2 separate regions of the Homo sapiens genome follow, and region 2 is linked to region 1. The links are chromatin loops, found by intact Hi-C in ENCODE. Cell type or tissue: GM12878. All regions are shown on one strand. Links, peaks and the distances in the headings refer to the core of each region. The heading gives the core; the rest is flanking DNA.

Region 1 (15,758 bases), core at 4,710-12,709:
CAACGGTGGTAAAACCTGATGGCACAAATGCAAAAACCATCATCAATCGAGGCTACTAGAGTGAGTGAGGATGGTACAATGCAACTGGCCAGTCTTGTAATGTCTACTGGGGTTTGTATTGTAGGAGCAAAAAAAAAAAAAAAAAAAAAGGTTAGCTTCCAAGTAAAACTAAACAACAAAAACCAGACCTCAAGTGATTTCATGCCTCTGATGAGGTTTCATTTGAACAGAAACATCTCTTCACTGTATCATCACACTATCCTCAAGAGAATTTCCGAGTTTTTGTTTATCTCAACACCTGGAATGCCTCAACTTGCCTCTATGAAAATCCATTTTGAAGTTTAGGTCAAGTTTCTCTTTCTTCCATGAAGACTTCCCTAATACCCCGAGTCATACTGATTTTTACCTTCTCTTGAGTCCTCCAACATTTTCAGTATAGGTTGAGTATACCTTATCCAAAATGCTTGGGACCAGAAGTGCTTCGGACTTCTATTTTGGGGGGATTTTGAAATATCTCGTGTTATACATACATCTGGATTAAGCATCCTTAATCCTAGAATCTGAAATCAGAAATGCTCCAAAATGACCATTTCCTTTGAGCATCATGTTGGTGCTCAAAAAGTTGCAGATTTGGGAGCATTCTGGACTTCTACATAGGGACACTCAACCTTTATTTAATTAAAAAAACTGTACTTATGTTTTCTAGCTATTTAATTTTATAATAAAAATGGCTATTAATTTTTTAGTACTTTCTATGCATTAGTTGCTGTAATAGATGATATATATACATTATTTATAATCCTCACAGTAATCCCGCAAAGGAGATAGTAACATCACTCTCATCCCTGTTTTGTATTAGGTTGGTGCAAAAGTAATTGTGGTTTTTGCTTTTAAAAGTAATGGCAAATAGACTGATCCCCAGAGGGCTTATGAAACTTTCTTAGTTTGTCTGTTAGTTTGCTCACTCACTCACCCATTCATCCACCCACATACCTTTCTCCTGGTCCTCCTCCTATCTCATTGGTTGCTTTGTCTCAGCCTCTTTTGCCAATTGTCTTTTCTATTCCTGTTTTGTTAATGTTGGAATATTCAAGGGTTGAGTTTGTAGGCAACTTCATTATTTTTACTCAATTTGTGATCTAATCCAGTTTTATGGCTTTTTATAGTCTCTGCATCCTGATGACTCCCTAAATCAGCAGTCCCCAACCTTTTGGCACCAGGGACTTGGCCAGTTTCATGGAAGATAATTTTGCCACAGACTGGGGCTTGGTGGGTGGTTTCAAGATGAAACTGTTCCACCTCAGATCATCAGGCATTAGATTCTCATAAGGAGCACACAACCTAGATCCCTTGCATGTGCAGTTCGCAATAGTGTTTGTGCTCCTATGAGAATCTAATGCACCAGCTGATACGACAGTAGGCGGCGCTCAGGCAGTAATGCTCGCCTGCTGCTCCCCTCCTGCTGTGCAGCCCAGTTCCTAAAGGCCATGGATCAGGCCCTGGGGTTGGGGACCCCTGCCCTAAATTATATCTCCATTGTTGATTTCTTCCCTGACCTCCAAACTTCTTTCTTTAATCACAGAAATTATAGGATTTTACAAAGAGCTATAGAAACTAATAGATTTAAATAAGGGCAGAAAATATATTAAAATGGACTCACTTTCATTTTTTTAAGATAATTATATCTATGATAGATCTATATAGAGGATATTCAATCTAACACAATATTAAATACACTGCCACCACCTTACTTACACTTACAGACTGATTACAGAGCATATTAAAGTGTCCTGAAGTCATCCTGTTAACTAGGGCTTTTCAGGCTAGTGATTTTAGACTGGAATGTGCATTCCAAACACCTGGGGATCTTGTTAAAATGCAGATTCTGATTCAGTTAAGTCTTGGTGGGACCCATAACTGATTCCTTGTTTCTTTTTTCTAACCTTCTTAAATTTGTATGTGTACCATACAGTATTTTTTTTTGTAGTTTTTTTTTTTAATTTTTAATTTTTGGCCGGGCATGGTAGCTCACACCTGTAATCCCAGCGCTTTGGAAGACCAAGGCAGGAGGATCGCTTGAAACCAGGAGCTCGAGACCAGCCTGGGCAACATAGCGAGACCCTGTCTCTACAAAAAATAGATAAATAAATAAATAAATAAATAAATAAATAAATAAACTATTTAAAAAGAAAAAAATTTTTTTAATTGTTGTGGGTACATAGTAGGTTATATATTTATGGGGTATATGAGATATTTTGATACAGGTATACCATACATAATAATCACATCAGGGTAAATGGGGTATCCACCATTTATGCTTTCTGTTACAAACAATCCAATTACACTCTTTTAGCTGTTTTTAAACTGTACAACAAATTATTGTTGACATCACCCTGTTGTGCTATCAAATACTACATCTTATTCATTCTATTGAAGTACATTTTTGTACCCATTAGCCATCCCCACTCCTCATTCTCCCGCCACTCCCCCATTATCCTTCCCAGCCTCTGGTAACCATCATTCTATAGGTACAATGTTGTACAGCAGATCTCTTGAACTTAATAATTTTACATTATTGAAATTTTATATCTATTGAATAATAACTCCCCATCTTCTCCACAGCCCCTGGTAACCACTATTCTACTCCGTGTTTCTGACCTCCAGGCTTTTATAGACCTCTTAAATTTAGCGGGTCCTAAGCAGGACTCTTGAAGTTCCCACCAAACCTGTTCCTCATCAGTTTTCCATCTCATTAAATGGTAGGTCCATTCTCCCAATTGCTTGGTACAAAAACCTTGGAAATATCCTTGACTCCTCTCTTTAATATCTATCCATCAGCATATTATGTCAGCTCCACCTCTGAAATATACCCACAATCCAACCACTTCTCCCCACCTCCTCCAGTATTACCAAGTCCAAGGTACCAATATTTCTCTGGACTAATACCAAAGCCTTGTAAGTGGTCTCTGCTTCCATGCTGGTCACTCTCTAATTCATTTTCTACATAGTGGCTAGGATGATCCTTTGAAAGTCAGATCATGTCACTCCTCAAAGTTCTCCAGTTCCCATGGCTTCTCATCTCACAGTAAAAGGCAAGGTCCTTACAACTTCCGTACAGGATTCCACATAATCTGGCTTCCTGCTACTTCTCTGACTTCATTTCTACTATTCTCCCTGCCTATGCTGTTACAGACACACAGACCTCCATGGACCTTCTTAAACATGCCAAGTACTTTCCTGCCTCAGGTCTTTTGAATTTGCTTCTCCTTCTGCCCAGAAACTCTTTTTCTAGAAACTTGCATGGCTCTCTCCTTACTTTCTTCAGATGTTTGCCAAAATGTCACTTACAGGAGACATTCCCTGACCACTCCATATCACTAACCTTTAGCCCTCTCTTTTTGCAACACCTCCACCTCCTTACTCTGCCAGAACCTCTCTCATAGCACTTGTCACCACCGGACGTAGTATATAATTATCTGTTTACTTGTCTGCCTCCTTCCACAAGACCAAGTTCCACTGGGGCAGAGATTTCTTTGTTTTGTTTACTGCTTTCTTCCCAGTGTCTAGCATATTACAGGTGTTTAATGAATATTTGCTGGTTGAAGGAAAAATGAATTAATTCAAGAAGCTTTTATTAAGTGCCTTCTATTATATAAGCTAGGCACTGTGCTAAGAAATGAGGGCAGACACGAAGTCAAATAAGAACTTACTGTGCACCTATTATATCCCAGATCCTTTATGTATATATAATTTTACTTGATCCACTCAAATGACTTTCTTCTCTCTCTCTCTTTCTATGTCAAGTATCCACCATGTATCAGGAGATATCAGAGGCAGGGGAGACACAGCTATAAACAAAAATGGAAACTAAATCTCACAAAATTGAGTAACCTATCTAAAGTGTTTATGGAATCCATATTTCAGTCTCTGGCTGGGTAGAACAAAATGCTAGGCACAAAGTAATTGCACAACAAATCCTTACTACTGTGAACCATTATTGAACCATACTTAGTACGTCTCCCATTTCTAGAAGAATGAAACATGTAACAAATGATTTCATGTAGTATATGTCTATAGTACCTCGAGTACAGAATCTATGAACAAAGGTTATCATGTAAAAATTTTGTTAGCTACATTTTTGGTTCCTTAAAACAAATTTTTAACAAAATTTTGTTGTTATTGTTATATACCACTCCCAAACTGCCTATGTATTTCCCCCTAGAATACTACCTCCAACAAATTTTTTCTTTGACAAATCTTGTCCAGTTTCTTTTTCAAATCCCCCAAATACTCATTGCTTCTATAAGCCTCTCCAGAATAATACAACCTGGGTCAGTAATTTCTACCACTTGCTTTCTTTTCTACCTCCCAAACACAGAATATAGACCAATTTCCTTTGGATAGGCATGAGTTGGATTTAACCAGGTATTTACTACAGGGCATAATAATAAATCAAGGTTCCACTTACATTATTATCAGAGTTAATCATCTGTACTTTAAGTTCTGCCTTTCTTGATCATAACAGTCTACAGTGCATCCTCTTCAGAAGGAAAGTTGATTTCTGTATTATGCCTTGTATCTTTAGTTATCTTTTTACCTGTCATGTTTCATCTCCATACCTCTACTGTAATGTTTCTTGAAGACAGACAGTGGGTCACATAATCTTTTATAATGACACAATATGTGGCCCAAGGCCTTCATATTAAGAAGTATTTAACTAATAGGTTTTTTTTTTTTTTTTGGCTGTTCTGTTTAGAGATAGCAAAATCTAAACAGTTTAGGTGTACCTGGATCCCTTGTGGAAAAAAGCGAAAATGCAGAAAAAAAGTATTTTCATTTACTGTGCTTCACCAACTCCTCCTAGTCAAGGGAGAATGTCTTAAAATAATCAAATGTGGAAATGACCTTAATTAATTAATTAATCTTGCCTAAATCATTATTCATGCTTTCTGGGTATTTCTCTTCTTTCAACAGACTGTAAATTCCTCAAAGATGGTCTCTATTTTCTAATCTCTCCTTATCAGCACTACCTATTAGTGTTTCTAGATACAGTAAGGTGCTTACTAAATCTTGACCATAAATACAGAGGGAAAAAATGAATCTGGTTCATTTATTAGGGGAGATTCTATGTAGTGATAAATGAACAATTGGGTGAATGGTGGTACCACGTATTGAAATGTGGAAAGAAGGGGAAGAAATAGGTTGGAGGGATGAAAATCAAGATATTAGTTTGAGGTATGTTAAACTTGAGATACCTACTATACATCCAAGAGGAGGAGATGAGTCGGCAGTTCACTGTATAAGTCTAGAGCTTAGGTGACAGGTCAGGGCTGGAGATATAAATTTGAGAGTCATCAGCATATATGGATGATTTTCAAAACCATGACTCTTGAATGAGATCACCATGGCAGCAGAGATAGAGACAAGATAGTATTGCCTCGGGGCACTCAAACATTTAGGGTTAGGAAAACGAGGAAGATCAACAAAGAGGTTCTCTATTGTGTCCTAGAAACCAAGTGAAGAAAGTATTTCAAGGAGGAGGGAATACTTACATCAAATTCTATTGGAGAATTTAAAAAAAGAGACTTGAGAACTATTAGCTTTGGCAAAGTTGAGTTGGTGACTCTGATAAACACCTTTGCAGTGGGGCGGAAGGCATGTAGCCTACAGAGGGTTTAGGAGTCAAAAACGAGTAAAAAGAATAGAGAGAGTGAGTACAGAGAACTCTTCTGAGGACACTGCATAAAGAGGAGCATAGAAATAGAAAGGCAGCTTGAGAAGTGGGATAAGGGAAGGTGTTTTTGTTTTTAAGATGAAAGATGTGTTTGGGTGCTGATAAATGATCCAATACATTTTTTAAAATGATTAATATAAGAAGAGAGAGAGGGGAAATAAATGCAGGTGCAAAGTTAATGAGAGAGAAAGAGATCCAGGACAAATGCTGGCCACAGAAGTAGCAATGATTCATCCATTGTGACAGATGGGAATACAAGGGATATGGCAGTATAGATGCAGACAGATAGCAGATGCAATGGTGGAAAGATAAAGTTTTTTCTTAATTTCATGATGAAACAGGAAACAAAGTCAAGAAATGAGAGTGAGGAGAGGGCAGTAAGCATTGGAGGTGTGAAGAAAAGCTGTGAAATAGTCATCTTGGAGTTTGCTAAGGAACCGGTTGGGGCTGGTGGTCTTAAATTTAAAGTAGACTCGTCAAAATGGTTGTGTCATTTTCTCTTATCATGTTCAAGTGCTTGGTGGAGACCCAGAGTAGGAAGAAAGCTGGAGTTAGCCAGTTTGTTAGGTTTTGCCAGGTGAGTACGACTGAGGGAGCGCACAAGGTGCTAGTTAGAGATGTATGGAAAGGAGTGATTATAGTAATGAACCTCAGGTGGAATCTAGCCTGGGTAAGGAGAGAAGGCACAAGTGAGTGAAGAACAGTGGGAAAAAATGACAGACTGACAATCCTCCGAGGAAGAAAGAATGTTGGATTGAGGGTACTAAATAAGAGAAGGTGCTTGAAATTGGGATTTTAGAGGAGGCTAGTTTCAGGTATTGTTACAATCAAAGTCTTACACTTGTAGTCTAAGATATAATCTGAAAGTTTAAAAATCACCCTTATTTTTTCTTTTTCAACCCATACTCCAATCTATCAGCAAGTTCTGTGAGCTACTTTTAAGACATATTAAAATATTTAAAACATATCCCCAAGTATGAACTCTAACCACTACCATCCTACTCCAAACATGCAACATCAGTTATCTTTTGGACTTGTCTCCTTGCATCCATTTGTGCTCCACTATGTCAATCTTACAAATAGTAGCCAGGATATCTTTAAGCATAAATAAGGTCACATCACTTCCCCTCTTAAAACACTCCAATATCTTCTCATCTCACTTAGAAGAGAATGGAAAGTCCTACACCGCCTGCTGTATCTGGCTCTTGTTACCTCTCTTTATCTACCACTCTCCCCCTTGCATATTGTGGCCTAGTCACACAGGCCTTCTTGCTTTTCCTTAAGTGTACCAAAGCATCCTCTTGTCTCAGGGATTGTGAACTTGTTCTCTCAGGGACATTCCTTTCCAATCATTCTCAGAGATACTCTTACTTTTCCACCTTTCTGTTCAAATGTCATCTCAGAGAGGTCCTCCCTTGTTCCCTTAAAGTGTCTCCTCTCTCTTAAAATGCTTTACCTTTCTTCAGAATGCTTATCACCACCTGCCATTATATTTTAAATTTGTTTACTTTTTGTCCCCCTCTCTACAAAATAAACTTCCCAAGGGGAAAGACTTCATCTGTTGTTCAATGCCCAAAACACAGCACACACAGCAGATCTCGGTAGCATTTGCTGAATGAATGACTCAAAAAATACACACTTCTTGATTAAGAAGATTTCAAAGATTAAGACTGAGTTTCTGATTATCTGAAACAAAATCATTGTGAGAAAATTCAATTAATTCTATGTTTAAAATGCACATAAAAAGACTAACTTTGCAATGTAATATGCATTAAGCAGTTACCTGATCTTTGAGAAATTTTCGGATGTTTCGATGGGCTCGGGAACATTCGGTTAATAAGCTGAGAACTGGAGTTAGACCCTCTCTATAGCTGCTTCCCTATAAAAAAAAAAACCATATGTTTTTGAAATACGTTAGTTTTGTTTCTAACAGTATTACTTTCCTTCATGTAACTGAGGATATCAATTTGTTTTTGAGGTGGGGACTTTTTTTTTTTTTTTTTTTTTGGGAGAGGGAGTCTCCCTCTGTTGCCCAGGCTGGAGTGCAGCGGCGCAATCTCGGCTCACTGCAAGCTCCACCTCCCGGGTTCACGCCATTCTCCTGCCTCAGCCTCCTGAGTAGCTGGGACTACAGGTGCCCACCACCACACCTGGCTAATTTTTTGTACTTTTAGTAGAGATGGGGTTTCACCATGTTAGCCAGGATGGTCTCGATCTCCTGACCTCGTGATCCACGAGGTGGGGACATCTTATGTTACCTAAGCTTACAAACTATTTTAAAAATTCTTTTCCTAAAAACATTTCCATTTTATCATCTTCATGTTTACTATTGCCTTTTTTGGTCCTTCCTGGATGTTCCTACATTTTCTAGGATTCCCATGGGCTTAGCCAAAGGGCTTGAATGAAGCAAAATTTTGGTGACTGGACTATGCTACCTTGCTGCCTTTTAATACAGATACCTGACAAAGTGAGTGATAGACCAGAGAATGTATAAACAGCTCACAACAAATGGGAAATTGACAAGGTCTTCTTTTTTCTTTTTTTTGGGAAGATGTCTTTTAGGTATTATGAAGAGTATTTAGCAAGTTTTTGGGGGGATATTTTTTATTTCTAGGACTCACAAAGTAACAAAATGGAACAGTAATTACTTTTTCCTTTGTTTTCAAGCACTAGTCATAATTTTGGTGTTGCATGAACATAATTTTCAGCATTAAACAAATAAATTAACATGGCTTCAGCAATTTATCATATATTGTAATAAACTGCTTTCCAAAGTAAAAACAATTATGCAGCACATCAGTCAGAAAAAAAGCTTAGATTTAAAAATCATGCTCTGTGATGTGTGTCTGTATGTATGGCACATTTACATTCTTTGGAAGCATCTTCCCAGGGCTTCCATTTTATCAGCCTTACCTTGTCTATTCTCTTCTCCATAAAATTCAGTAAAACATGAATGGCCTCCATATTCATACCATTGTATACCATGGTATTGTTTTTCAAAACTGTTTCTTTCTCAGCTGTTTTATTACTGGGCAGTTCATCTAGAGTCGTTGCCTCTTGGGCTGTTTCTTCATGGGTTAACGGACAAATGAGAACATCCAAACAAGAGACTGGAACATTGCTTAAAAGGTTGACTGCATTGCTGAAAAGCAATTAAAAAAATACAATATTTTAACTTGATTGAATAGTCCTTTAAAATGCAAACATAATAAGAAGTTCAAAAGTGACTTTTAAGAGTCAATTAAAATATTTCTTTTCCAAAAATGAGCCATTATGGACACTTGACACTTACTATGAGATAGGAAATAAAAAACTGTTTCAAATATATGTTGTACAAATTAGAAAAAAAACAAATGTTGAATAGACAGACACAATCACATGATGTCATGTCACTTTCTGAAATGCTAAAATAGGAATTAGTGAGCTTTAATGCCAGCTCCTTAATTTTATTATGGCAACAATGCTAGCTTTGCATTTCTTCCCTGGGATTTTAAATCCTTTTGTGGATCCACTGGTGTTTTATTATTCCTTAGATTACAACATAAAGCATTTGAGAAACACTGAAAATAAGCAGCTTATCAGTAGCAACAACAATAAACCAAATATGGTAGAATTAAGTTTTATTCTTTCTAAATGTAGAAAATACAATTTAAAAATCATCCCAATTTTTGTAAGACATATGCAGAAAAAGGGAAATGGAGTTTTTTCTCTCTTTCTTATCATCAGGTCTCTAAATGAAGTTAATATAGCTATTTCTAATCTCTAGCCCCTAGGCCTTTCAGCTGTGTATTAATGAATACACGAGACTGGGATGCACACCAGTAGGGGGAACCCAAACCTTATATTTTTGGCATTCCCTAAAAACCTTGTTCTGTTGTTCAGTGTACAAAAGATTAAAATGACACTAACAATTTCAAAATTAGATATGTTCTCAACAAACATATTTTCTTCCATGAGTTATTTCATATTCTTTCATCTAAAAGGAGTGGTGGTGTTCTGGGCTAACTGGCTCTTATATGCCTGTGCCTTAGAACTTCCTGATCAACAATGGAAAGACAGGCATTTTATTTCCTAGTGACAGAGAAGCAGATCTAAAAATAACCACATCCTGACTAAAAATAAACTCCTGCAAATGCAATTTAAAAGTCCAACCACTTGGAAACCAAATTTAGAGCTTAATCTATCTGATACTATCTTAATTTAGACCAGTAGCTCCTTCTACTTTAGATTATAGTGACACCCTAAAAAATAAAGCAAAACAAACAGAAAAACAAAGAAATAGAAATACAAAAATTTTTCTTTCCTCTACCCTGAATTGTGCTCCACTTCCCCAAGAATGAATATTTCCTTTCTTTTTATATTATGGAAAAATAAAAACCAGTAACAAGTCAGTTGAAAAGTTAGACAATGCAGAACAGAAAGTGGTAATGTATAGGGCATCAAAAAAATGAATCAAGAGCAAAAAATAATTTAACAAGTCATATGAATAAATGGTTCCTAGTAAAATACAAGTTATTTGATTGCCCTCACTAAAACCAAATACTGCTGCTGCTACTGGTGTTATGCACAAAATCTCTATATTTGGTTATTGGTAAATAATCAAAGGTGGCTGAAATATAAGCTTTCCCCAAAACTTTCTCTTAAAACTTTTTTTTGCAAATATCTGTAGTTTATCTTATCTATAGTTCAGAACGTTTTGCTTCTATCTTAAGCACTTAGAAATTGTTACTAAATAATACCATAGATTCATTGAGAATAAAAGGGGGGAAATAACTCTACCTTAGAATTATTTTCAAAAACTGTATACAAGCCATTCTGAAATGTTATGATTTTTTCCCTAAACATCAGGCAATAGGCTCTTAAATACACTGACCGTATGATGCTCTGAACCTACCAGAGACCAGATTGAAAAGTTTCAGATGGGTCATTTCATTACAAAGGAATGTTTCCCCTTTAAATTCGTTTAAAGTAAGCAGTTTCCAGGAATTCAGTAAATTTAAGAAACCAAATGTAGAGTTTGATTCAACAAATATTTGGAGGTTTTAGGCTTTTCAAGAAAAGTTCCCATTTTCTTATTTCTTATTTAACAACTTGGTTTCCAAACAACTACAAAATTAATTTTTCTGGCTCACTGTGTTTGAGCTATTCTTTTTAAGTAAGGAAGGCCAGCTTTTTGAGCTCTGTCACTTCTCTGACAGTTTTATTTGTGGTAGAAGAGTGTATGAAATTCTCCAGCTACCAGGAAGTCAGTGACTATGCACAGATCTGCACAATAGTGTTTGCATTCCTACTCCAGGGGGTAGAAATACTGTGTATATTACACTCCCCTTTTCAGCTTCCTAGAGATCATTAATCACTGAGACATGACATCCTCCCGCTCATGCTCCCAGCCCCCTCCTGATATGCAGATTCAAAAGCAAGACCTATTTAGAACTCCTTAATGCCCTGATTAAAGCCTTGTCAGTTGTGGGAGAGGAAAGGCAATCTAAAATCTAGTCCTCTGTGAATCGCTGGACAAAAACATGAAATTACACTGAAGAACATGATATGGCACACGTAGATCCATAGCTGTTAATAAATCTTGCTGGTCAAATGTATCTTCTTTATATTTGGGGCTTACATATCTTTTTTCAAGGCTGTAAAGTCTATGTAAACGAATCTTAAAATCTCCAAAAGATTTTCCTTTTGCCCTCTTTATTCATTAAAAAAAATTGTTTTTGAGATAGAGTCTCTTGCCCAGGCCAGAGTGCAGTGGCATGATCATGGCTCACTGCAGCCTTGACTTCCCGGGCTCAAATGATCCTCCCACCTCAGCCTCCTGAGTAGCTGGGACCACACGCACACGCCACCATGCCCCTTGCTAATTTTTTAATTTTTAGTAGAGACAAGGTCTCACTATGCTCCCCAAGCTGGTCTCAAACTCCTGGGCTCAAGCAATCTTCCTGCCATGGCTTCCCAAAGTGCTGGAATTACAGGCGTGAGCCACTGCACCCAAACCCCTCAAAATCTTTGAAAAGTATTTTTTTCTTTTGTGGTAAGAGCACTTAACGTAAGACCTATTCCCTTAGCAACATTCTAAGTATACAATACAGTATTGCTAACTATAGGCTCTGCTACACAGGAGATCTCCAGACCTTATCTTGCATAACTAAAACTTTGTATCTTTTGACTGACACCTCCCCATTTACTCCTCTCCCCAGCCCCAGATAACCACTATTCTACTATCTAGTTCTACAAGCTTCACTATTTTAAACTCCTCATAAAAGTGGGATCATGGAGTATTTGTCCTGTGCCTGGTTTATTTCACTTATCATAATGCCCTCCAGATCCACCCATGTTGTTCCAAGTGATGGGATTTCCTTCTTTTTTTAAAGGCTGAATAATACTCTACTGATTCTGCTCTGTGTGTGTATACATATATACGCACATTTTATCCATTCATCTGACTGATAGACATTTAGGTTGTTTCAGTATCTTGGCTATTGTGAACAGTGCTGTAAGGACCATGTGATGAAAATGCAGATATCTCTGTGAAACAGTGATTTTATTTCCTTTGGATATACTCCCAGAAGCGTGATTGCTGAATCAAATAATTCTATTTTTCATCTTTTGAGAAAACTCCACACTGTTTTCCATAATGGCTATACTAATTTACATTCCCACCAACAGTGTAAAAAGATTTCCTTTTCTTCACATCCTTACCATCGATTATCTTTTGTTTTTTGAGGTTTTTTTTTTTTTTTTGGAATAACCCTTCTAACAAGGTATGAGGTGATACTGAGGTTTTGATTTGCATTAGTGATGTTAAGTACCTTTTCATGTACCTGTTGTCTGTTTGCATGTCTTCGTTGGTTAAATGTCTATTCAGGTTCTTTGCCCATTTTAAAATCAGGTTTTTTTTTTGGCTATTAAGAGTTTTTTAATAGGTTTTAGATATTAACCTCTTGAGGTATATGGATTGAAAATACTTTCTCCCATTTCTTAAGCTGCCTTTTCATTTTGTTGACTGTTTCCTTTGCTGTGCAGAAGTTTTCTAGTTTCATGTAATTCTACTTGTCTATATTTGCTTTTGTTGCCTGTGCTTTTGGTGTCATACCCAAGAAATCATTGCCAAGACCAATGTCCGTAAGCTTTTTCTCTCACGTCTCCTGCTCCTGCTCCTCCTGCTCCTCCTCCCTCTTTTTTTTTTTTTTTTGACAGGGTATTGTTCTGTTGCTTAGGTTAGAATGCAGTAGTGTGATCACAGCTCATTACAGCCTCAACCTCTCAAGTTCAAGTGATCCTCCCACCTGAGCCTCCGGAGTAGCTGAGACTACAGGTGTGTCACCATGCCTGGCTAATTTAAGTGTTCTTCTAAGAGTTTTATTGTTTTAGGTTTTACATTTAAGTCTTTAATCTATTTTGAGTTGATTTTTGTGTATGATGTGAGATAAGGATTCAATTTCATTCTTTTAGTGAAATCCAGTCTTCCCAAAACCATTTATTGAAGAGACTATTTTTTTCCCCATTGTGTATTCTTGGCACCCTTGTTGAAGATAACTATATATGCATGAGTTTATTTCTGGACTCTTTCTTTTGTTCTTTTGGTCAATATGTCTGTTTTATGCCAATACAAAAACTGTTTTGATGACAAAGTTTATGGCCTTGATTATGGTAATACCTCTCAGGTATTTACTTAGAATTCCAAACTCATCAAGTTGTATACATTAACTATGTACAGCTTTTTGTGTATCAACCAAACCACAATAAAACCATCTGAAATGATTCAGGCAACGAAAAGAACGATCCCCGACCAGGTGTGGTGCTCACGCCTGTAATCTCAGCACTTCAGGAGGCTGAGGTGGGTGGATCACCTGAGGTCAGGAGTTCGAGATCAGCCTGGCCAACGTGCTAAAACCCCATCTCCACTAAAAATACAAAAATTAGCCAGGCATGCTGGCGCGTGCCTGTAATCCCAGCTACTTGGGAGGATGAAGCAGGAGAACTGGTTGCACCCAGGAGGCAGAGGATGCAGTGAGCCAAGACTGCACTACTGCACTCCAGCCTGGGCAACACAGTGAGACTCTCTGTCAAAAAAAAAAAAAAAAAAAACAAAAGATTTTCAGATGTAAATAAATAATTTTATTTAATCTAACTCAATCCAGTAATTATTTATTATTTACTTATGCCAGGCACTATTTCAGGCAGGTATCACAAAGAAAATAAAGAAAAAATTCCTGTCCTCACAGAACTTATTCTCTGGCATGGACAGAAAAGTAAATAAAATTTTTTTAAAGTTAATTAAATAATATGCTAGAAGGTGATAAGTGCTCTGGGGGAATAACCCATGAGGGTAAACTAGTATGTATGGGTTATACTTTTTTTTTTTTGAGAAACAGTCTTGCTCTGTCGCCCAGGCTGGAGTACAATGGCGCCATCTTGGCTCGCTGCAACCTCCGCCTCCTGGGTTCAAGCGATTCTCCTGCCTCAGCCTCCTGAGTAGCTGGAATTACAGATGTGTGCCACCATGCCTGGCTAATTTTTGTATTTTTAGTAGAGACAGGGTTTCACCATGTTGGTCAGGCTGGTCTCGAACTCCTGACCTCGTGATCCGCCTGCCTCAGCCTCCCAAAGTGCTGGGATTACAGGTGTGCGCCACTGCGCCCGGCCGGGTTATACGTTTAAATAGGATGGTTAGGGAAGGCTTCACTGAGATGAGTTATTTAAATGACTTGAAGGGATTAGAGAGAGAGTAATGTGACTGAGGAAGGAGCATCAGAGGAAGAAGAGTAAAAGCAAAGGCTCTGGGGCAGGAGCAGTGGCATGTCTGAAGAACAGTAAAGAAGTTGGTGTGGCTGACCCACCATACATAAGAGGAGTAGGATATGACATCAGGTAGATAACAGAGAAGACCAGATTGGTCTTGTAGGATATTATAACTTTAGATCTTATTCTGATGGAAGTGGAAAATCATTCATTGCAGGGTTTTGCATGATGAGATCCTCTTAACTTAGGTTAAAAAGGTCACTCTGGCTACTGCATTGAGGACAGTCAGTAGGCCATCAAAGGTAAGGGAGAATAGTTAGAATGTTACTGCAATAATTCAGGTGAGTGCACAAGGTATTAACAGTGAAGTGGTTCATTCGATACATAATGAAGGATTTCCTGACAGGCTAGTGTGGAGTGTGAGAGAATCTAAAGTTCTAGCCTTAGCAAGTGAAAAGCTGGAGGTGCCATAAACTGAAAATGGGAAACACTGCAAGAGAAGAAGCTTTTTAGGGGGATGATAGAGAGTTTAATTTTGGATGTTAAGTTTGGGGTGTCTAGTTGACATCCAAGTGGAGATGTTAATAGGAAATTAGCTAGGTGAGTCTGGAGTTCAGGGAGGGAGATCAGGGTTACAGAGGGATATAAACTGAAAAGTCATCAGCATGTAGATGGTATTTAAAGAGAAGACTGTATTAGATCAGTAAAGGAGTGAGTGTGGATTAAAAGACTATGAAAGCTGAGACTGGAGCACTCGATCAATCATTCAGAGGCTGAGGAGTAGACAAAGAATTTACAATTAGTTAGGTAAGAGGAAAACCAAGACAGCATGGTATCTAAGAATGGAGTGATGATCTGTGTCAAATGATGCTGACAGATCAAGTAAGATGACTGAAAAATGTCCACTGGATTTAGCAACACAGAAGTCACTAGTGACCCTAACAATAGCCATTCTAAGTGGAGTAGTGAGGCTAAAAGCCTCGGTGAACTGGATTCAAAAGAACAGTAGAGGAATCAGATAGTTACCACTTAAAGGAGTTTTGCTACAAAGAACAAGAGATGACTACAGCAGCAACAGGTGGGGAAGCTTCAAGAAAACTTTGAATGGAAAGACCCCTGAATGCTACCCTCAGTGAAATACCTTTTAACCCATGGTGACCAGGTCATTGTTCTCTAAATGTGCTGTAGACATACTCTCTTTTCTGTATTTGTCCATGTTTTCTCCTGCCTAGAACATTTTCATTCTTTAAGACTAGCTCAAACCTCACTTTATTCATTC
Region 2 (15,758 bases), core at 5,214-13,213, 110 kb after region 1:
TCAGGCTGGTCTCGAACTCCTAACCTTGTGACCCACCCGCCTTTGCCTCCCAAAGTACTGGGATTACAGGCGTGAGCCACCGCACCTGGCCTTTAAATTTTTTATAGACACAGGGTCTCACTATGTTCCCCAGGCTGGTCTTGAACTCCAGGTCTCAAGTGATCCTCCTACCTCGGCCTTCCAAAGTGCTAGGATTAGAGGCATGAGCCACCGCTCCTGGGCTAGAATTTTTTTTAATGATAATTTGATAAATCATTAATAGCAATACTAAACTCATCAGACAACTTAATTTCTGATAAATTTTAAAATATGTTAGTATGGTGGAAATAATTAAACTTGTTTTAGAAGGCAGAGGTAATGGGATTCAACATCCCCCTTTAGGTACATGGAAAACATGAAAGAATTTAAGGGAGGACATTTTTAAGGTGAAGTAAAAGAGAAAATTTGATCTCCCATTCTGTATTTTCTGCAGCAGACCATTTCTATCTAAAAATTCCTCTGGAAAGATAAAGGAAAGGTTTTCATTTTAAAAATTAGTCCATTCCATCCCAGGGACTTTGCAAATAGCATATGAGAGGAGCTGCATTGATATGGAGTAGTGGGAGGAAGCAGAGTTGGTGGATCAGCGCTGTGCCAGTTATGTGACAGAGACTCGGTAAGGAATACCCTTGAAGAAATGTGGAAATGGTGTCCTATTTTAAATACATTGGCTTATTGTTAAAAGAACCCTTTGGTGAGCCCTTTCATAAATTGAAGAATCTTTTAGAATGCAAATAATGTCCTTTGTTGTAATGAGGTGACAAAGATTTATTCTAAGAGTATGAAAGGAGACACCATTATTGAGCATCTCTTACAGACCATGCACTGTGCTGAGTGCTTGTCACACACCCTTAAAAGAACGTTATCCCCCATTTATAGATGAGGAAACTGATGGTTAAATCCAAAAGAATTTAAGGGAGTGTATAGCAATATAAAAGATTCGAGACAATAAAATGGAAGTGGGAATGAAAGAAGAAAGAAAAGCAGAATTGGAGGCAAAAAATGCAATTCAGAATGAGGTGAAACATGCCGCCCAAATTCTTCCTATATGTGAACTTTAAACTTAGATATGAGTTTTCCAGGAGCCAGTGCTCCTGGAAGCCTGAATAGTTAGGAGCACTAAGACTGACGATCGCTCAGGAGTTTACTGTCCTCCAAATTCAGAGCAAACAGCAATATCTTTAACTATGAACTGTTCAACAATGTCCTCAACACCCTTACAATGGACTTCATCTTGATTCTAAGGACGGTTCCTTTTGTCAACACTAACTGCAGGCTAATGGCATCACACAAAAGTCCAGTTCAAGGAAACTTAGAATGTTAAATAACTTGCGCAAGGTCCCAGAGTGAGTGGGTGGTTCAGTCGGGCTGTGAACCCACACACTTTGTGCCACACACTTTCTACTCTCTACCGTTGTGTCTCTTTGCTCTGGGTTCTGGTTCTGCCAGGTACTAGCTATAAGATCTTGGGCAAGCCTGTTAAACTTTATGAGCTTCTGTTTCATCATCTTTAAAACAGGAGTAATAATATCTATCTTGCAGGACTGTTGTAATATATGTCAGAGAGTTTGGCACGTGGTAGGCTTTTAATGGTATGCAAACACTCTTCATTATGAATTCAGGTATTCTTACATGAGAACTTCTTAAAATAGATATTTCTGTATTTCTCATTTCAGACCCCAGGGAAGAAAGGCAAGTTTCTTGGGTGAGATTCTATTACCAGGGATGAAACATTTGAATAGCAACAGTAATTTAGCCAATTACGGCAAATTTCTAAACATGTTTTTCTATAAAATTACTAGTGTCCTTACTCACCAGCACAGCTGAAAGTACCCCTTCCTGCTTTGCACATCTATTCCATATTCTTCCCCCAAAAGATAATGACTTTAGCAGGCTACATGTTAGGCTTGATTTATAAGTACAAGAAAATGGGAAGGGAAGATCCCCAAAATGATCACAACTCAGATGACTGGATTATGCATAATTGCCCTCCTCTATGTTTTGAACTTCATGTGAAATTATATTACTGTTACAGTTTTTTAAAATGTCATGTTTATTAAAATGGGTTATCATTGAGTGGTGGGATTGAGGAGAGTTTTACAGTGTTTTCCCTTATTTTACTTATCTGTATTTTTCTGTAAAGAATGTGTATTGCCTCCGTAAAAAGAAAAACATTAATACATTAAACAAAGTTTAGAGTTGGAAATGGAAGCAGAAAGGGTGAGAAGTTTGGGAGAACAATGAACCAGCCACAGCAAGCAAGTAATTAACCCTTGAAGCCTCTGGGACCTCAGGCGAGCACAGCGAGGTCAATGGATATTGAAACGGGGCAGCCAAGGAAACCAAAGCATGTTTTTTTCCAAGCAGTGGGAAGAAGTCATGATAATAGCCATCACCTGAGAGAATGCAACAGCAGTTACTTTTGTGTGAGCCCCGGAGCACAGCAACTGTTCCTTATTCATCTCTGTATCCCCAACAGAGGGTGTGCCAAATAGTAGGTGTTCAGTAAATTTTCGTTCCATTGAATTTGTTGTTGAAGGAGTAAATGCTGCTAGAAATAGACGTTATCAAACAAAAAGCTAGTGGAACTCTTGGAAAAATGGGCTCCTGTGGTCTGGGGAACAAAACCCCTAAATGGACATGTGCCAGCAATCTAACACATCCACTCAGGCAGGCTTAAGCAGATTAACACCTACTGGCTTGGGTGAGAAACCCTTTTTGCCTGGGGAGCAGAAAAGAACACCCCTTGAATTCCCTTTCCTACCAGTGAGACCTCCAGTGAGAATTGCTGCTGCTGCTTTTCTAAGGAAGCTAATAAAAGAAAATCTGCGCAGCTTACAGTTTGTGCTTAGTTTTTAAGACAATTCTAATGCTTTTTGTCGGTAAAACAATAGCAAATCTTCCCTATTTGTTCAATTCCCATATTTTTCTCTTATTCCCCCCTCCCCTCCTCACATTTCTATTTATTTAAAGGTCTGAGGATAGCGGTGGAAGCCCCTGATAGTTGAGAATCCTATAAAGATCCCAAGAGGAGCAGTTGTTGGTCACCTTACAGTATTGAAACTGCTACAGGGGAACATTTTCTTCCCCTCCCATCCCCAACAAAACACTCTTCTTCCCCAAGGTTGCTTTGTTTTGGAAGGGGTTTTAAGCACAGGACAGGAAGGGTGCTCGGAATATAATAGACAATCAGTAATGATTTGTCAAATAAATGAATTAATGATCATCCAACATAAACCATATCTCATGCTCATTTCCTTTTATACATTGACCCATTCAGTCTTGACAACAACCTTTTGAGGTAAGTAGTATTACCTCCTTTTTCAGGTGAGAAAATTGAGGCCCAAGAGGTTAAATGACTTGCTCAGGTAAGTGGCAGAGTTGGGATTTCAATGCAGGTCTGCCCAACCCCAAACCCTTTCCATAGCAATGTTTCTTACAGTTGAATGTGTATTTGAATCACTGGAGATCTTGTTAAAAATGCAGATTCTGATTCAGTAGATTGGGAGTGAGGCCCTTATATCAAACTTCTAAATGATGACAATGTGGTTGGTCTGTGAACCACACTTTGAGTAACAAAGCTCTATAACATACTGCCTCCTGTCACACATTCTGTATGTTAAGGGCCATTAAAAATCAGAAGCTGGCGAGGCGCAGTGTCGCATGCCTATAATCCCAGCACTTTGGGAGGCTGAGGTGGGCTGATTTCTTGAGCCCAGGAGTTTGAGACCAGCCTAGGCAACATGGTAAAACCCCATTTCTACAGAAAATACAAAAGCTGGGTGTGGTGGTGTGTGCTTGTAGTCCCAGCTACTTGGGAAGCTGAGGCGGGAGGATCACTTGAGCTCAGGAGGTGGAGGCTGCAGTGAGCTGTGCTCACGCCACTACACTCCAGGCTAGGCAACAGAGTGAGACCCTGTTTCAAAAACAACAACAATAACAACAACAACAACAACAAAAACCTGAAGCTTTGAGATTCTGCTACAGACTTCTGAAAATTTAGAGTGCTTCCCAAGCTACCTGGCTGTACCCTTTTTTTTCAGATCTTGGACTGAATCCTTTAACCCAGGGGTCCCCAACCCCAGGGCCAGTACCGGACCGTGGCCTGTTAGGAACTGGGCCGCACAAGAGGTGAGTGGTGGGCAAGCAAGCATTACTGCCTGAGCTCTGCCTCCTATCAGATCAGAAGCAGCATTCGATTGTCATAGGAGTGTGAACCCTATGAACTGCACATGCAAGGGATCTAGGTTGCACACTCCTTATGAGAGTCTATGCCTGATGATCTGAGGTGGAACAGTTTTATCCTGAAACCATCCCCCCCACCTCTTCCCCAGTCTATAGAAAAATTGTCTTCCACAAAACCGGTCCCTGGTGCCATAAAGGTTGGAGACCACTGCTTTAACCTTTTCCTTAGGAGGATTCTGTGAACCATCACAGATATTGCTCAAGTTTTAACCTAACCTACGCCTTTTGTTTGTAAGCTCCTTTAAGTGTGTCAAGATTCTAGAGCTGCTCTGCCCTATCCTATAGCCACTCGTGGCTATTGAAATTTAAATGAATTAAAACTAAATACAATTTAAAATTCAGTTTCTTAATTCCACTAGCCACATTTGAAGTGCTTAATAGCCACAGGTGGCTAATGGCTACTGTTTTGGATAGCTAAGATAGAAAAAATTTCCATCTCATCACAGAAAGTTCTATTTGGACGATGTTGCTTGACAGGATTTGCTACTAAACAAGCATTTCCTGTAATCTTCATGATTGAGACAGGGAAAGAAGACTATATATTGATATTTACCTGTATCTCTAGGTATGTCATTGGCTATCATCTTTTTTTTTGTTTTTTGAGACAGAGTCTCACTCTGTCATGCAGGCTGGAGTGCCAGTGGCGTGATCTTGGCTCACTGCAACCTCCGTCATTGGCTATTATCTATCCTTAAGACAGCTGTGTCTAAAGAGACCTCCTATTGAAGCTAGAAACCTCATCTGTTTGAGTTACACTTTACCAATAGTTCCATGGTCAAAATCTGATTGACAGAACTGACCGGGGCAGCAAATGAATCAGTTCCTTCTTATGTTGCTGCATAATCTAGCCTCTGCCTATCTCTGCAACTTCCTCTCCTGCCACTCTCTTCCTTATTTATTATACACATTTGTCAGTTCCCACTATGCCAAGCTCTTTGCTGCCTGAGGCCTGTGCACATGCTTTTCCCCGTCGCATAGAAAGTTCTTTTTCCCTCCGCAACCTCTATGTAGCTGGCTCCTTGTAAAACTTCAGGTCTCAGATAAATGTCACCTTGTCAGGGAGGCATCTCTGACCACCAACTAAGATGCGTCCCCACTTTATACTTTTTCATAGCACACTATTATTTTCACACATAGCACTTTGACCATTTGAAATTACACCTTTACCTGGCAGTTTACTTCTGTATTGACTCTTACCACTAGAATGTAAGTACCATGCGGGAAGTGACTATTACTCTTTTTCACTTCTGTACTCCCAGGATTTGGTACAAATTAGACACGAAATATATATTTGTTGAATGAATGAACAAATGAATGAATGAGGGAGCCTAAAGTCCCAGCAGCAAGCTAAGATTTGATTTTGTGATCCAAAAAAAAAGAGTCAATTAAACAATCTATTTTCAATCCCAGCTTATTTTTCGTGATTCCATTCCTTTAAAGAAAAGGAAGTAGCAGGGACGAAAGAAGGAGGAATTCACTAGCACTGACAACTCTGAGGTCCTGTAAATGAGTCATCGCAGACTCTGTGGCAGGGCTGAAGTGTCCATCCTATCCCACTCGGTTTAGCTGCCCTCAGAATAACTAGGCTTTTGTTATTTGGAAAGACTAAGGGTCGGTTATCTTTGTTACATCCTCAACTGATGTAGAGAAAATGCAGCTGGGCAGGCCAGATGTTCTACAGTTAGGGCCATTTATGAGGAATTCGCTTTTATTTCATTAAGTATCCTAGTATCTCAATGATTTAATTTGCTGGTTTTGTGTTGCAGGGAACCCATGGTGGGAAGTTGAAAACATGAGTTTAATAGTTAACTTTTATTGTCATTGCTGAAGGAGGGAATACTTAAAATGACATCATAAACGAGGTTTTAGAACCCTTCGGTGGCCCGATGGGACAGAGTAGGAGCTTAACGTTTTGCTTTAGATGCCATTAAAGAATTGCAGCCCAATGTCATGTTAAATAGACTGATCAGTTTGGCACTGCCTGCCATGCTCCCAAGGAGGAAAGGAGCCAGTTTTCCTTAAAGAAAGTTAAGGTTTCTAAACTTTGCCAACTTTGCCAGGTCATGAGGGAGCGTAGCAAGCCTACAAATTTGGGGAGAAAATGGACAGACAGGCTAGATCTTACCTTGTGGAAATCTGTTGGAATGGAATCCTTTAACCAGCCTCTTATCATGACATTGCCGTAAACCCAACCAAAATTGGCCATATATCAGGTTTAATTTTAGGTACCTGAAATTTATTTCATTTCCCTTTCTTTCCCCATTTAAAAAAACAATTAATAAGTACAGTCAATAAAATATATTTAGAAATGTGGACATGGAACTAGACGTAGCTACAGATAAGCAGAGTGACTGTTTTCCTAGTGAGTCATAACTCATTATCTGTACTACCTTGTATTCCCTAGTCCTTGTATCGAAGGATGCCAAAAGGTTATGTGCAATGAATTAATTTTAGCTTTGTGCCACCGAGCACACATAATACTGTTCCTTTTTCACAGCTGAAAAATGGAGAAGTGTCCATCCAAAGTGGGACATTTATTTGTTAAAGAGTCCCAGGTACTTGACTGGCCTTGATTCTCAACAAGTCAAACCTGGTAATATTTACATTGTCTGATCAACGATATGCTGGAAACCCAAAAAAATAACTGGGTCACATAAAATTTCACATATTAATAAGATTTTAATAAATTTTTAAAGCTAACCATTGTTTCATTTAATTTTCCTCACCTTTTCTTTCTTTCTTTCTTTCTTTCTTTCTGGTTTTGGTCCTTTTTACGAAATTGATTTTTCTGTTTTTATTATAAACTACTTCAAAACTTTTTGGAAAGTAGATGGGATATATAAGTCAAGCGATAATTTTAAAATAGAAATAAAAATTAACTGGGCATGAAAACCATGTGCTGAGTTGACTTTTTTAAAAAAAGAAACATGGCAAATACATTTTATAAGATTTACATAATTGTTTTACAATTTACACTATTGTTCAATGAAAATTTAAGAAGCCTACCGTAATAGATTTCCTAATATTTAGGTTTCTAGCATGGGTAAATAGTTTGTGCTTTATAATATAATATGCCTATATAATCATACATGTTGTTAGGAAATTGGGTTTCTTTTCTCCAAGACCATGACCCACATTACATGCCCAGATCCAGTCTAATTTAGCAATGGAGTATTTCAAAAGTGGTACTTGAGAAAAATATCATACATAGTCTTATATAGGATGACATTTTTAATGCCCCATGGAGATATCTGAGAACAAAGCTGGAATGTGCCAAAATCTTCAAAGCTTAAAATCATCTGAAGAGAACCTGTTTCACATTTGTATTTCTAAGAAGCTACGTTTATGGCTCTTGAACACATTGCACAGAAATATCTGAAGCCATTTATGATATTCCTGTGGCCTTGTCTATCACACCTGCCATAACTTGAGGCCTCCACATTGCTTCAAAGAAAGCCAGGCACACTCACTAGCTGGATGAGAACTATGAGAAGATCCTAGACATCTTTCTTTCACACTCTTCCCTCCCATCCCTTATTCCCTTTGAGTCTGTCTCCTTATTTGAAATGTTGCTACACTTTGAGAAACATTTCATCCAAATGGTTTCTGCTTCATAATGCAGAACTGTTTTATTTGTATAATTTCCCTGTTTATTTCAGAAGTTAGGATATTATCACTAGCAGACTCGTGTGTGTCTCCCTGGTGATGACAGGGATATTTGGGCAGGATTATTTGGGTAAATGGCTCTTTCTTTAGGGAGAAAGGAGACTCAGGATGGTTGCCCAATAATCCCAATCTTTGAAGAACTCCTGAGAGCTGCATGAAGAGCTGCGAATGGTACTTAAATTCTCTTCCCTTTTAATGTTCAGTGAACAAAGTCATTCTTTTCACTACACGTACTTTTTCTGAGCCTTCTAAGCAGGAACTACAACAACCCACTATGGAAAGAAAATGGGAGGGAGGTGGGAGCCTGATCACATTCTTCCTCCTCAAAGCAGAAAACAAAATACAGTTTGAGGCGCATCTATATAAACAAATACGGCGATCTCAAATCTAAATTTCCACAGAAGAGGGCTCTCTAGCTGTGTACCCAAAGTGAAATCAAAGCTTGATCTAATGCCATTTATCAACAACCCAGCTTTTCAATACTTTGAAGAATCCAATTTCCTTAGCTGTCCCTGACAGAGGGCCACTGAGTTTATTGACTAGTACACAAGATAGCAAGTCCTTCCAGTTTCTTAAGCATCCGCTCAATCCTTCTCTAAGTAGGTGTAGTTCCATAGAGAGAGGAAACTTTGGGGAAGGAATTAATCAAAAGTCTCTGGGATATATACTTTTAAGTTTCCTAAAAATAACATGCTCTCTCTTGCCTCTACTTGGAATACCTTTTCTCCCCTCTCCTTCATGCTCCCATGATACTCTGACCCTTCTTCCAACCTAGCACTCCTCACACTATATTGTTACTGTCAGTTTGCTCATCAAGAACCTTAACCTCTAAACATAAACTCCCAGGGGGCAGGGACCACACTTCTATTGTTTGCTATTATATCACCACCTATCCGAAAGTGTTTAGCACATAGAAGCCACCTGAGAAATATATTTTGGAGAAATGGATAGATAGGTGAGTAAATGAGTAAATGCTCCTGAATGGAGCAATCTGACCCTATTTATTTGGTCCTCAAAAAAAAAAAAAAAAAAAAAAAAAAAAAAAAAAAAAAAACTTTAGTTCCGAGTCTATTCTGGAAACAGTCCTAAATAGAATTAGGATATAATTAAGTCCATGCTGTGAGGGTCTGGAGGAAGATTCTAACTTGGAGGGTGAGGGAAACATCAAAGGAGGTGAGTAGGATTTTATCAGGCAGAGGGTAGAAGGAGGCTAGCCCAAGAAGAAGGAACAGTGTGAGAAGTGATTAGGAGAAAGAGAGCTCTTTAAGGCTTTTAGAGTGAGGCAGTGGGTTCTTTGCCCCAGCACTTTGAGGAGGCACAGGCTTCATGAAAACGAGACTTAGTGAGTAGTGTGAGAGGACAGAGTAGAGTCTGGAGGCAGGGTACCAGCTTGAGAGTCACTGTGGATGTCCATGAGAGGTGGGGGTGGCCTGAACCAGAGGCACAAGTGGGATGGGAAGGAACAGATCAGTCTAGATTAGTATTAGAACAACTGGACTTGGGAAGTGTGATGGAGAATGCCCGCTGTTGCCCCCAAAGCTGTTCCCCTTTCCCTGCCTGGGTACATGCTATTCTACATTTCCCAGCCTGTCTTGCTGTTACATGAGGCCATGTGATTAAGTCCTCGCTGATGGAATATAAGTGGAAGTGACGTGTGCCACCTTCAGGCCAGGGCTTTTAAGAGAGTCGGTTTTCATCCTCCGTGCCCTTTTTCCATTTCTGCCAGCTGGTTGCAGACTTAACAAAGCCCTCAGGCAGTGGTCCTTAACCTAGTGAGCATCAAAATCACCTGGAAGTTTGCTGAACAAGATTCCTGGGCTCTGCTCCTAGAGTTTCTGATTCATTGGGTCTGCAGCAGGACCAGATAAGAGCATTTCTAATAAGTTTCCAAGAGATACTGATACTGCTGGTCTGTGGATCAGTTTGGGAAATACTGCCCTGGGCTATGTGGGAGCTTAATATTGAAGGAGCACGTGTTTCCAAATGACTGCATTACAGAGAGCCTCCTTTATGACTGAATACCCTAGCAGTACTGTCTTCAAGCATGAAATAGATTTCTGTTGTGTTAACTCCACCCGTGTTTGGATCTATTTGTCACACCAGCTTAGCCTACCCTAACTAATACAGGAGTTGAGGGAGAGGAAAGATTTGAAGCTGACTCCCGTATTTGTTGCCTGGGTAACAGGAGGGTAGTAGAGCAGGTTTGGATGGAAAGGTAATGAATTAATTATCATAGCCTGACCAAGCCCTCCACTCCATAAAGCCTGGAATCTTTGTGAGGTCTTCCCTGATACTTCCAGCCACATAGAATCTCTCCTTCCTTGGGAACCTCATAGCATTAGTTTATATCTCACTTATTGCATATACCACATTCTTCCTTCCATAACACTTGTCTCTGTACTTTTCTTTATCCTTGTGTTCCCTCTTGGTAGCAAGGCCTTGGCATATTAATCTATTTATTTCCCATAGCACCCAGCACAGGACTTGGCACATAAAATGTCCTCACGGGGGAAAAAAAAATACATGTGTGTACATATATACATGAATAAACATATATAGGATTCTAGATCCAAAGCTTTCAATGCAGTTTTTTTCTTTACACTTCAAAAGTATGGTTTCAGGTATTGAATCTAATGTTGCAAATGAGAAGTCTGCTATCAGTCTGGTTCTCTCTTCTTTGGAAGTTATATACATTTTCTTTGGGGAAACTAGTAAGATTTCTTTTATCTTTGATTTTCTTCATTGGGCTTAGAGGTAATTTTTTTTTCCATTTATTCAGCACATGTTCAATGAGAGCTTTTGGTCTAAAAAGCCTTGTCTTTATTCCATTTTATAAAACTCTCAGCTATTACATCTTCACTTTCTCTCTATTCTTTCTCTGGAACACTTATTAAATGAATATTAGAATTTCTGAGTTTATCAGTCCTTTTTCTTAACATCACTTTTATACTTACTATTTCTTTTTGCCACATTATCAGAGAACTCCTCAGCTCAGTCTTTCGGTTTACTGATCTCTTTCAGTTGAATCTAATTTTCTAATATTCAACCTATCTATTGAAATTATTATTTCAACAATTATATATTTCCTTTTGAAGATCTTGACTCTCATGGGTATGATTTCTTTTTCTTCTTTCTTTCCTTTCTTTCTTCTTCTTCTTTTTTTTTTTTTTTTAAACAGGCTATCACCCAGGCTGGAGTGCAGTGGTCTGATCATAGCTCACTGCAGCCTCGAACTCCTACGATCAAATGATCCTCCCATCTCAGCCTCCACCACAGGTGCACACCACCATGCCCAGCTAACTTTTTTAAAAAGCTTGTGTAGAGATGGGGGTCTCAATATATTGGCCAGAGTGGTCTCGAACTCTTGGCTTCAAAACATCCTTCCACCTTGGCCTCCCAAAGTGTTGGGATTACAGGGTGAGTCACCATGCCTGGCTGATTTCTTTTTAGTTCTCATCTTAACAATACTTTTCAGGTTGTCCTATTAACTTCATTCCTTTGGATATAGACTCTCTCTGTTCTTAAGTTTGTTGTTCCTCCTTCATGGAATTGGGCTTCCACGGATGCTTGGGTGACTTTTAATTGTGGTAATATATATCCATATTAACTTTTTTTTTTTTTGAGATGGAGTCTTGCTCTGATGCCCAGGCTGGAGTGCAGTGGAGCGATCTTGGCTCACTGCAACCTCCACCTCCTGGGTTCAAGCGAGTCTCCTGCCTCAGCCTCCTTAGTAGCTGGGATTACAGGCATGTGCTACCATGCCCGGCTAATTTTTGTATTTTTAGTAGAGATGGGGTTTCACCATGTTGGCCAGGCTGGTCTCAAACTCCTGACCTCAAGTGATCCACCCACCTCGGCCTCCCAAAGTGCTGGGATTACAGGCATGAGCCACCACGCCCAGTATAAACCATTTTCAAGTGTACAGTTCAATGGCATTAAGTACATTCACCATGTTGTGCAACCATCACCGCCATCCATCTCCAGAGCTTTTTCATCATCCTATACTGAACCTCTGTACCTATTAAACACTAACTCCTCATTTCCCTTCCCTCCAGCCCCTGACATTCACCATTCCATTCACTGTGTCTGTGACTTTGACTATTCTAGGTACCTCATATAAATGGAATCATATATTTGTCCTTCTGTGTCTGGCTTCTTTCATTAAGCATACTATCTTCAAGGTTCATCAGAGTTGTAGCATGAGTCAGAATTTCATTGCTTTCCAAGGTTCAATAGTATTCCATTTATGTATATACCACATTTTCTTTATCCATCATCCATCGATAAGACGCTTCAGTGGTTTCTGCCTTTTGGCTATTGTGAGAAATGCTGTTAGGAACACTGATGTACAAACATCTGTTTGGATCTCTGCCTTCTTTTGGGTGTGTATCCAAGCTTGGGTAATTCTTGGTTGTAAATTAATCTTATGAGACTCCTGTGCATATCTTGGACTGTGTGGGCCTCCACACAGTCTCACGGTAGCATCAGCCTCATGCTATGTGCCCGGCAGCTCTAGCTTAGCTGAAGACCCACTCACATCACAGCCCTTGCCTCCTTATGGTTGCCATAGCTTAGTGTAAAGTTTCCTGTCTGCCTCCCTTTCCAGAGAAAAAGAAAGCAGCTCAGTTTTTGATTCAGAGAGTTCCCTTTCTTGTTTTCAAAATGTTTGTGTATTTATGTTATATAGCATTATAATCAATTCAGTGGCTTAGTTTTGGGATTTTATCATATGCTTAATTTGCCAACTTGAAAACAGCAGCATACAGAATGTGTACCAATGAATAAATGAATACCTGTACGTCATTCACAAATCCAGGAAGATACCCAGGTTTTGGCATTATCTTTTGGAGATTGTGGGAGAAGAATGTTTTTCCAGAAAGCCCTGTTTTTCTTTTTTTGAGACAAGGTCTCACTGTATCACTAAGGCTAGAATGCAGTGGTGCGATCGTAGCTCCTGGGCTCAAGCAATTCTCCCACCTCAGCCTCCCAAGTAGCTGGGACTACAGGTGTGAGCCAAGATGTCTGGCTTTTTGTGTGTGTGGAAATGAAGTCTCACTATGTTGCCCAGGCTGGCAGAAAGCCCTTTCTTCAAACATTAACTACCCAAAGTTTTTGAAGGACTTTCCATTACCTGTAGTGCTGAGGCCAGTGTACTCAGGGGAAGGATTGCTAACAGGGGAAGAGGGAGGTGGCACTTCCACAGATGTGGCAGATTTTGCTGGAGAAAACGATGGCACTGGTGAAGGGGTTGGTGCGGCAGCCTCTGTCAAGATGATCTCTTCTCGGACTTCTGCTGTGGATAGAGATAGGGTAAGTTTTTAAAACCAAATGTAAAGGCAAGTGTCTCTAAAAGACTTTAAAAAGTGAAATATTATTCTAATCTGTGTGATGTCACTCTCTTGTCAAACTCTTCGATGGTTTCCCATCACCATCATGACACTCAAGGCAATTTCTGTATATAAATATGCCCACTTTATTTAATTTGTTTATTTATTTATTTATTTATTTACTTATTTTGAGATGGAGTCTTGCTCTGTCACCCAGGCTGGAGTGCAGTGGCGCACACTCGGCTCACTGCAACCTCTGCCTCCCGGGTTCAAGTGATTCTCGTGCCTCAGCCTCCTGAGCAGCTGGGACTACAGTTGTGCACCACCACACCCAGCTAATTTTTTGTATTTTTAGTAGAGATGGGGTTTTGCCATATTGACTAGGCTGGTCTTGAACTCTGGTCTGAAGTGAGCTGCCCGCCTTGGCCTCCCAAAGTGCTGGGATTGCAGGTGTGAGCCACCAGACCCAGCCCACATGCCCACTTTAAAGAGGAAAAAGACATGATTGGTTTGATACCACTTAACCTGTTCACCATAACTAAATTCTTTGAGATACAGAGTTAAAGAAACATAAAGCACAGAAGTAAGGATACAAATAACATTACCAAGTGGTGCAATTCCCAGGAAAATGCTGGCTTACCAGTGCTTCCTTCTCCCTTCATGGCTCGCATGAGCTCATTGGCCCGCTCCTGACAGTGCAGAGATTCTAACAGGTAGAGCACGTAGTCATCAAACATTAAGTGAATTAGGTGAAAAGACCCTGGTGAAAAAAAGGATCAAACAGAAAGTAAGTCGTGCTGTCTCGTGTATGCCCCCTCTGTCTGGTCAACTGCACAAGTTACACAGTGTTCTAAATGCTCTGCTCAAGAGTCTAATTTTCCACTCAATTATGATCTCCTCATGGTCATAGGTTGCAGTTCTTGGCTGTATCCTCACCTTAGCCTAGTGCTTGGCATAAGGTAAGTGTCATTAACACTTTGTGGCAAGTGAATCTTTTCCTTGCTGAAGTTATATCAGTATGACACCATCAAAAATGGCACCCACCGAGCCATCTCTGAGCTCTTGCTTACCCACTGGCCTCATCCTCATGTGAGCACCGCTCACTCTCTTCGGCATTTATTAACATAGTGTCTCTCATTTTTATCTCTTCCACCAGCATATTATTCCCCCAATTGGACTTTAAGTATGTCCATGGCAGGGACTTTGCCTTGTATTGCTATCTACTAATGTACCTGACATAATTCTAGGAGCCAATTTGAAAATTTAAATCTGCAACAAGTTATTTACTTATTTCCCTAAATGTTTTCAAGACCTCATTTAGCACATGGTTCTTAGAAAAGGTAATTCATTAAAAATAGTTGGTCTTTTCAAGTGGCAGTCTTCATTTTTCAATTTAGAGTAGATTATTTTGTAAAAGGGAATGTGAACAGTCATTTTTAAAGACTTTCCTATATGCCAGTCTCTGTGCTCAAAGTCTTATCTTCTCTAATTTAATAACTACAACCATGTGGCAAGGTGGGTATTTTTATTCTTATTTTGCAGGCCAAGCACTTATGCAAGATGACACGATTAATAGATAATACATTATTTCAAAACCAGCTTTTTTTTGCATGTCATGCTGCTACCATGCACAGTGGAATGGTGCACCTTCGGTAGGGGCTCAGTTAATGTCTACTGTAATCAAGGCCTCATGGACCCAGGGTCAGAGAGAGGGGCCAAGCCTTTATCTCCCATCCCATGTTTCCAGGTCCCAATAGGACATCTCCATGTAGATATCCTGCAGTCCCTTTAAAATGTCCAAAACTTCTCACCTCTCTCCAAGCTGACCAGTATACTGTTTGCTTTTTTCCCATTTCCTTCTAGTTTGCTTTTTTAGAGACTTTTTTTTTTGAGACGGAGTCTCACTACCTTGCCCAGGCTGGAGTGCATTGGCGCTGTCTTGACTCACTGCAGCCTCTGCCTCCCGAGTTCAAGCAATTTTCCTGCCTCAGCCTCCCCAGTAGCTGGGATGATAGGTGCGTGCCACCATGCCTGGCTAAGTTTTGTATTTTTAGTAGAGATGGGTTTCGCCATGTTGGCCAGGTTGGTCTAAAACTCCTGACCTCAGGTGATCCACCTACCTCGGCCTCCCAAGGTGCTGGGATTACAGGCATGAGCCACCACGCCCAGCCTTTTAGAGACTTTACGGGACTCTCTGGCATTATTTTTTTTGTCATTCTGTCTTCATCATGGATCATTACCATCACCATTATTATCATCATCACATCTACTGTTTATTGAGTGTTTACTCTGTACCAAAAACTCTGCTAAGCACTGAACATATGTTTCTTCCTTACAACAAACTGTGAGGTAGATGGTATTATCCTCCCTTACCGATGAGGAAATGAGTCTCTTCATTAGTAATCAAGTAGGGATTTGCCTCAGTTTGGTCTGGCTCCGTAATCTGTTCCCATTCCCCTATAAGTCATTTAGTTCAATATG

The links. A loop is a pair of places that touch in the nucleus more often than their neighbours do. Peaks named below come from ENCODE experiments on the same cell type or tissue, not always from the same donor. Only the 100,000 strongest peaks of a DNase experiment are listed, where the experiment ranks them.
Region 2: it touches region 1 in a loop (4-fold over the local background); 16 of 110 quality-filtered maps call a loop at or near these places.

What each region holds. Positions count from the first base shown.
Region 1 is chr12:106,835,707-106,851,464 of GRCh38, reverse strand. RIC8B (RIC8 guanine nucleotide exchange factor B) reads right to left here. Exons shown (of 10, transcript NM_001330145.2): 5 at 8,648-8,876; 6 at 7,518-7,613; 7 at 1-15. Among named protein-coding and RNA genes, the nearest start is that of RIC8B, 69 kb to the right of the region's middle. In GM12878, for the core only: a CTCF peak has its summit at 9,562 (motif pointing right); a DNase peak (open chromatin) is centred at 9,614.
Region 2 is chr12:106,730,409-106,746,166 of GRCh38, reverse strand. RFX4 (regulatory factor X4) reads right to left here. Exons shown (of 18, transcript NM_213594.3): 14 at 13,918-14,037; 15 at 13,082-13,243. All of the region lies in intron 1 of LOC100287944 (a long non-coding RNA gene), which reads left to right. Among named protein-coding and RNA genes, the nearest start is that of RIC8B, 36 kb to the left of the region's middle. In GM12878, for the core only: a CTCF peak has its summit at 9,618 (motif pointing left); no DNase peak of the experiment used is centred there.